Regions from separate parts of the Mus musculus genome. Here regions 1 and 2 are each linked to region 3. A link is a loop called in an ENCODE intact Hi-C map of the cell type or tissue named here. Cell type or tissue: heart. All regions are shown on one strand.

What was found. Hi-C counts contacts between places; a loop is a spot of excess contacts. Peaks named below come from ENCODE experiments on the same cell type or tissue, not always from the same donor. Only the 100,000 strongest peaks of a DNase experiment are listed, where the experiment ranks them.
Region 1: it touches region 3 in a loop (8-fold over the local background); 23 of 42 quality-filtered maps call a loop at or near these places.
Region 2: it touches region 3 in a loop (8-fold over the local background); 14 of 42 quality-filtered maps call a loop at or near these places.

The regions. Positions count from the first base shown.
Region 1 is chr7:43,377,229-43,379,728 of GRCm38, forward strand. No RefSeq gene overlaps it. Among named protein-coding and RNA genes, the nearest start is that of Siglecf, 27 kb to the left of the region's middle. In heart, a CTCF peak has its summit at 1,189 (motif pointing left); no DNase peak of the experiment used is centred here.
Region 2 is chr7:43,331,991-43,334,490 of GRCm38, forward strand. No RefSeq gene overlaps it. Among named protein-coding and RNA genes, the nearest start is that of Siglecf, 18 kb to the right of the region's middle. In heart, a CTCF peak has its summit at 1,416 (motif pointing left); no DNase peak of the experiment used is centred here.
Region 3 is chr7:43,282,005-43,284,504 of GRCm38, forward strand. No RefSeq gene overlaps it. Among named protein-coding and RNA genes, the nearest start is that of Gm35588, 30 kb to the left of the region's middle. In heart, no CTCF peak of the experiment used is centred here; DNase peaks (open chromatin) are centred at 1,057 and 1,367; H3K4me3 peaks cover 498 bases.

The DNA of each region.
Region 1 (2,500 bases), 95 kb after region 3:
ATTGATTACATAGTCTGTTATGTTCTGTGTTCTTGGAAACCAGTCATGATAGAAGTCAGTAGAACGGCTTTGTATAGTTGCCCACAATAAGCTTGGACCTGAACCAACCACCCAGCAGCACTTCCTGCACCTGTGTATAAGAAAAGCTGCCCCTGGGATGGACCCCATCATTAGAGACACCTGCACCAATATAGAAAACTACTTGGGATAAGACTTCAATTTTGAGTAATGGTCTAGCAAAGTTTAAGTTTGTAAGACCTTCCTGGAAACTGACATCCTACTCTGCACAAAAAGACATGTATGTGGATAACTGACATCCTGGCTGGCAAGTTGGGACGTGGATGTTAGACCAGTCCCATTCTGATAGACGAGTTGGGACATAAATATTATACAACACAAGTCTCCTGCCATAGTTGACTACCCCAACCAATGGGAGCAGGATAAGTGTACAAGAAAAACATGTTCCTAAGGAAATCCCCTACCCCTAAATCACGATTGGTAAAATAACTTGGCACAGATGTTTGTGGACTCTGGGCTTAAAACCCTGTCGAATTTTAACTCAGGGTCATGGTTCAGTTTCTGGAGTGTGTGCTCAATAAACTCTCCCTGGCTGACGGAGACCCATGGTGCTCCTGTGGTTTGTGAGGAGATCACTGGACCCCAACAGTCGTCATCTCTCCGAGGTATACCCTAAAGCATGGATGAAGAGATACAATGCTTCCATTTTCCCATAAATAACCAACCATACACAATTTTTTTTAAATTACCAACAAGTCATTTGAATTATGTGTGATGGTGCACACCTTTAATTCCAGCAATTGAGAGTCAGAGGAAGGTGGATATCTGTGAGTTTCAGGCCAACGTAGTCTACATACTGACTTCTAGGTCAGCCAAACTTACATAGTAAAACTGTGTCTTAAAAAACAAAAACAAAACAAAAAAAAAAGCAAGTCCAAAAAAAAAAAAAAAAGAAAAAAGAAAAAGAAAAAGAAAGGAATCAAAAAGAAATATCATTCAGAACTTTATCAATATTAACAACCAACACATTAATAAACATCTTTAATGAAATATGGGGAGTGTTGTATTGTGTAAGCCTTAAACAAAATAAAGCTAAGCTACTCTCCTGACAAATCAATTCTTTGTAACATTCCAGAGCCTTTTATGTGATCGAACATTATACTGCCACCTACAGGAGAATAAGCAGAGCGCAGCGTGCTCACCATTCTAATGACCACAGGTCTGTGCAACTGAATAAAGACTGTCTTCTAGCTGCAAAGAAAGGAAGAAAGAGAAAAGAGAGACGAACTGACAGACAGACAGACAAACAGTCAGACAGAGAGGAATGGAGAGAGGGAAGAAGGGAAGGAGGGGGAGAGTAGCTACAATAATAAACGTTCACTTTGAAATCATGGCAATAACATGCTATAATGATGTGGAAAACACAAATTTTTAAAATGTACTCAGCTCATGAAAATGCAATGTCCTCAAAGGCACATCAAGTTGGAAATTCAGCAGTTTAATTTTTTTCATTTATTTGATTTTAATTTCTTTACGTGTGTGTGGGTGTGTGTGAGTGTATGTGTGTGAGTGAGTGTGTGTGTGTTTGAGTGTGTGTGTAAGTGTGTGTATGTGTGTGAGTGAGTGTGTGTGTGTTTGAGTGTGTGTGTGTATGAGTGTGTGTGTGTGTGAGTGTGTGTGTTTGAGTGTGTGTGTGTATGAGTGTGTGTGTGTGTGTGTGTGTGTGTGTGTGTTCACACACTCATGCCAAGGCACTCTTGTGAAGGTCAGAGGACAGAAGATGGTTCTTTCCTTCCACCCTGGAAGTCCAGGGATCAGGCTCAGGTCACCAGGAAGCAAGATCACCTGCTGAATCATCTCAGTGACCCCCTATCTGCTTGTGTATCTTTCATCGGCATAAAAAGTATTAAGTTTCATTATAATGTTTCTCAAATAAATGTTTTTGTTGGTTTTCTACTCCCTGCCGGTGTCTTCCCCATCCCCTTCTCCGTACCCCCCCTTCCCCTTCCTCGTATCCTCCTCCCCTTCCCCTTCCATGTGTCCTCCTCCCCTTCCCCTTCCGCGTGCCCTCCCCGGTCTGCTCCTTTTCCAGGCTCATGGCGTATGTGTCCTTTTGCTCACATTCTCCTCAGATCTTCTCGTTCTCCTCTCAGGAGCTCCTGACTGGACTTCCGATCTGTACCTACTCTCACACAAACACTGAAAGTGAGAGTCTGAACATGACAAGAGAACGTGTGATTTTTGTCTTTCTAAGCTTGGATCGCCTCATTTATTACAATACTTTCCAGACCCATCCCTTTCCCTGAATTTTCATAATTTTAGCTTTCCTTACTACTGAATATAACTCTGCTGTGTGTATACACATCCTCATCTGTTGATGGTCACCGAGACTGGCTTCACTCCCTTGCGCTCAGAATATGCAGTTAGAAACATGGATTGGTGGCTGGCTTGCTTTTTTTTTTATTATTATTACTGTGATAAG
Region 2 (2,500 bases), 50 kb after region 3:
AGTGATGCAATAGCCTGTGATGTTTTTTGGAAGTTTCTTAGACAACCCTAACCACAACTCAAAAGAGGGCCTATCATGCCTAGTATTGGGGTTTGTTGGACAGTCTTTTGCTCTTGGAGGTGGTATTTTCAGCCTAGATGAAAACATTTCATTTAAACCACACACACACACACACACACACACACACACACACACACACACACACCTATACAAAGACATGTATCATAGAGTTTTTTAGGTAGATAGTTTATACTATGACTCCTTATGACTTTTTCACACATCCTGACCATTATTTTATGCTCCTTCAGTATTTACCTCCCTCCCTGTCCCTAACTGGAGGGCCTGCTTTTCCCATTTCCCCAGTCAGATCATTTGTACCCTGCTGTTTTCTTTATGAAAAGTGTGGAGGACCGGCTGGCTTTGAGTCACATTTGCACGTTTGCTGAAGAGATCAAAACAAAGAAGCAACACAAGAGAAGTAGGTTTTACACAGAATGAGTTTCATGCTGTTTCTTTCTTTCTTTTTTTTAAATGTGTATAGTATCCATTCTGAAAATTACACTTGTAAATATTCCAAGGCTTTTTGAATCAAAACCACTACAGCAGGGGCTGGTGAGGTTGTTCAGTAGTAAAGGCACTTGGCACCCATCCTGATGCCCTAGGCTGACCCAAAAAGGTTTTTCTCTGACCTCCACATGCAAGTAGCATCATGTGTGTGCAGAGAATAGGCATATGATAAATATATGTCATTTTTTAAAAAAGATTTATTTATTATTATATCTAAGTACACTGTAGCTGTCTTCAGATGCACCAGAAGAAGGCATCAGATCTCATTACGGATGGTTGTGAGCCACCATGTGGTTGCTGGGATTTGAACTCATGACCTTCAAAAGAGCAGCCGGTGCTCTTAACCACTGAGCCATCTCTCCAGCCCTAGATGTCATTTTTTTTTTTTTTTTTGGTTTTTTTTTTCGAGATAGGGTTTCTCTGTATTGCCCTGGCTGTCCTGGAACTCACTTTGTAGACCAGGCTGGCCTCAAACTCGGAACTCAAGAGATCCACCTGCCTCTGCCTCCCGAGTGCTGGGATTAAAGGCGTGCGCCACCACGCCCGGCTTCCTAGATGTCATTTTTAAATCCATTAAAAATTAATATAAAATTATATTAAGTATGTGATGTAAAACAAATTAATAAAAAAATTAAACCCTCACATTTCTTGTAAAAAGAATTAGAAAGATTGGGAGTTAAAAAATGAGAGTTTATTTCAGAAAGTAAAAAGAAACAGAAAATACAGCCTGGAGAGATGGCTCAGCCATCATGAGCATTGGCTGCTTTTCCATGCGTCCCAAGTTCGGTTTCCAGACTACATTGGGCATTTGTAATTGCCTTCCATGCAGCCCAAGGGGTCTGGCGCCCTCCTCTGTTCTCCACAGGCACTTCACCTGCACACTTCTAGGATTTACCTGCAATACACTTACCTAGAACGAATTCATTCGGGATGTTCTTACACAAAATGGAGAGTAGCTGTGAATGGAAGAGAGAGGCAAGGGATTCAGGACTAAAGGATACCTAAAAGAAGAATAGTTTCTGTCTCGAAAAACGAAGAAGAAGAAGAAGGAGGAGGAGGAGGAGGAGGAGGAGGAGGAGGAGGAGGAGGAGGAGGGGGAGGGGGAGGGGGAGGGGAAGGAGGGGGAGGAGGGGGAGGAGAAAGAAGAGGAGGAGGAGGAAGAGGAGGAGGAGGAAGAAGAAGAGGAGGAGGAGAGACCAAAATGTCCAGATTATATAGGGTGGAGCCTCTGAGATATGAGCAGCCCAGCCTGGGGCTGGAAAGTTCAGGATTGAGGGCAGGGTGTGCCAAGTAGGGACTGAGGGATGCTGGGAGAACCTGGAGGCCAGATCTGTTTTGATGTGTAAATTATGCACCCCAGTCCCTAGAGGAGGGGGAGGAGGGGGAGGGAGAGGGAGAGGAGGGGGGAGGGGGAGGAGGGGGAAGGGGGAGGGGGAAGAGGAGGAGAAAAAGAATCTCAAGTGACAGTAAGTGGTCCACCAAAACAACTCTGAGTGTCCAGTGCCAAGGGAACAGCTGGGCTCTTAATTTAGTGAAGTACCAGGACAGTGTTTCTCTAGGGCCTGGAATTGACAACCTGACTTTGCAGTCCAACTGCCAAGTGTTAAGCCTGAGCAGGCTGCCTGCTGATCATGTGAACTCCAGCCAGTTATGTCACTCTGTATCTCACGCTCCTCTGCTTGATTTATTTACTCTATTTTAAAATAATTTTGTTTAATTTATCAATTATTTATTTCACGTGTATATGTGTTTCTTTTGTATGTGCGTGCATCACCTGTGTGTCTGGTACCCACTGAGGTCAGAAGAGAGCATCAGATCCCCTGTAACTGGAATTAAAGGTGTTTGTTAGCTAGTATGTAGGTGCTGGGAATTGATACTCTAGTTCTTTGCAAGAGCAACCACTGCTTGTAACTACTGAACCATTTCTTCAACC
Region 3 (2,500 bases):
GACATGAACTGCACTTAGGGCTCCATGCTCGCTCGGCCAGGCTCCTGCCAAGTGTCCATCCCTGACCTATACTGTAACAGGATTCTTCGGTGTGAGTGTGAATAGAGCAGAGAGCAACAAGGACAGAAACAGTGGTGCAACGTGACTCAGAACCTGGCAGATGCTGTAAAGGAGACCAGGAGAGTCTGGGTCTCTAGAAATAAAGCAGAGGGGACTCACTCAAAATCTGGAAGAAGAAACTGGGTGAGGGAGATGGAGGAGCAGATTCAAATACATTTGCACTCACGACAGCTGGGCCAGTTGAGAGGAGGCAGGAGGTGTGTGAGGAGGGAAAGACTAAGGAGTTGGTTTCTGGAAAGGAAATGGGAGTTTCCTTTGGACATAATAAGGCATTCATGGCTCTGGAGAGTGTTTTTGTGAACCCTAGGATAGTTCTGGCCCATAAGCCAGGCTCTTACAGCTACTTGAATACCCCTAAGCCCAGCTTCACCCCCATGGGGTTGTAGCCAGGACAGAGAAGGGTGTAATTTCATGCACCCTCCCAGGTTGGAGAGACAGAAATCAACATGGGCTACACTGATCGAAACAAGTCAGCTGAGGAGCAAGCTGTTTAGGTCAGGTCCAGGGTAGGAGACAGAATGGGCTGTCATTGCTCATAGGGAGCTTACCAGAATGCTGGGAGAGAAGGCCGAGACCAGACCCAGGCACTGTAGTGTATGTCTTAAGGAGTTCAAGGCTAGCCTCTGTCATATAGCTCACGGATAGCCTGATCTTCATTAGATCCAGGGAAAGGGGAAGGGGAAGGGGAAGGGGAAGGGGATGGGGAAGGGGAAGGGGAAGGGGAAGGGGAAGGGGAAGGGAAGGAAGCCTTCAATTCTGACAGGGTAGACTACACTAGGAGGAACCAGGCAATCACTTGGGCAGAACTCGTTGCAAGTTGGCTGGGAAGCCCAGGAAATCATAGACTGACAAAAGGACTACGACTCCCAGAGGGCTGTGGAGCCACCAGCCTACAACTCCCAGGGGCCCACAAGTTAGGGGTGGGGGGGTTTCGCTATTGGACCCAGAGGGCTTGCTTCTTTCGAATGTGATGGGCTTGTATCTATCAGTAAGGCTCTGCAAAGAGGAGTGCTCTGCCACCCAAGCCCAGGGTACCCTTGGCCATCCCACCGGTTCCCTTCTGCGCCTGCTGCCGATTATCTGCAGCATTTGGCGGTTCAACATCACCGCGTTTCACGGCAGAGTATATTGCAAAACCAATGAATAGATTTTAGATGTTATGCGTTCGTGAGAAGTGTGATGAGAAGAGACCTGGAAAGGGAGTAAGAATTATGGGAGGTGGAGCCCGCGCTAGATGCATTTCCAGATCTGACCACGAGGTGGCGCTAAGTGGGCATATGCGCACTTTCTTCAGGAAAAGGAACCTGGGAGTACAGATATATCAGATCTATCATGCTTGCTATTGTCAAGTAATTGTGGGGAGGAGCATACCTGTCTGTTGCCAGGTAACTGTGGTGAAGCTTAGACAGAATTCTAACATTTACTTTTACTTTTTAAAATGTGGATCAGTGTTTTTGCTTGCATGTGTGTCTGTACATGTGGTATCTACAGGTCCACAGAGGTTGTCAGATGCCCTACAAGTTAGATGGTTGTGAACCACCATGGAGGTGATGGGAATCAAACTTGGGTCCTCTGGACAAGCAACAAGTACCACTGAGCCATATCTTTCAGCCCCCAATGTATGGTTTTTAAAGGGCACATTTGATAATGTAAAAGTCTAACACAAGTCCCAAGGTGATATTGGGAGAAGCTGTATCTACAGAAACCGATTGGAATAATCAGGACTGTGGAAAGATTACAATGTTGCAGGTTCAGAGGCCAATTGACTTACTTGGGCTAGTTCTAGCCCTCTGGAACAGCTCTCCCAGGCCCACTTCTGTGGCAGAACCAACATCTTGTGACTAACAGATAAAAACGTTTTAGAAACTATTAACTTGCCGGACATGGGGCGGGGGTGGGGGTTGGGGGGAGAGACACCCTGACCTTTAATTCCATTTCTTAGGAGGAAGATGCAAGTGAGTCTCTGTGAGTTAGAGGCTAGCCAGATCTACACAGTGAGTTCCAGTGTAGCATAGAGAGATCTTGTCTCAAAAATATTTTTAAAAGATTTATTTATTATATGTAAGTACACTGTAGTTGTCTTCAGATGCACCAGAAGAGGGCGTCAGATCTCATTACGGATGGTTGTGAGCCACCATGTGGTTGCTGGGATTTGAACTCAGGACCTTTAGAAGCTCAGTCCGTGCTCTTAACCTCTGAGCCATCTCTCCAGCCCCTCAAAAATATTTTTAAAAGGAAGCTATTAACTTAGCTGACCACTAGCTTCCATGAACCTAGAAGCCAAGAGTGTAGTCAGATTGCATCTTGGGCCTAAAAAAAAATCTCCTCCATCTCATTGCATCTGCCTCTCTGATGTACCCACCAATGTAGTTTAAACTTG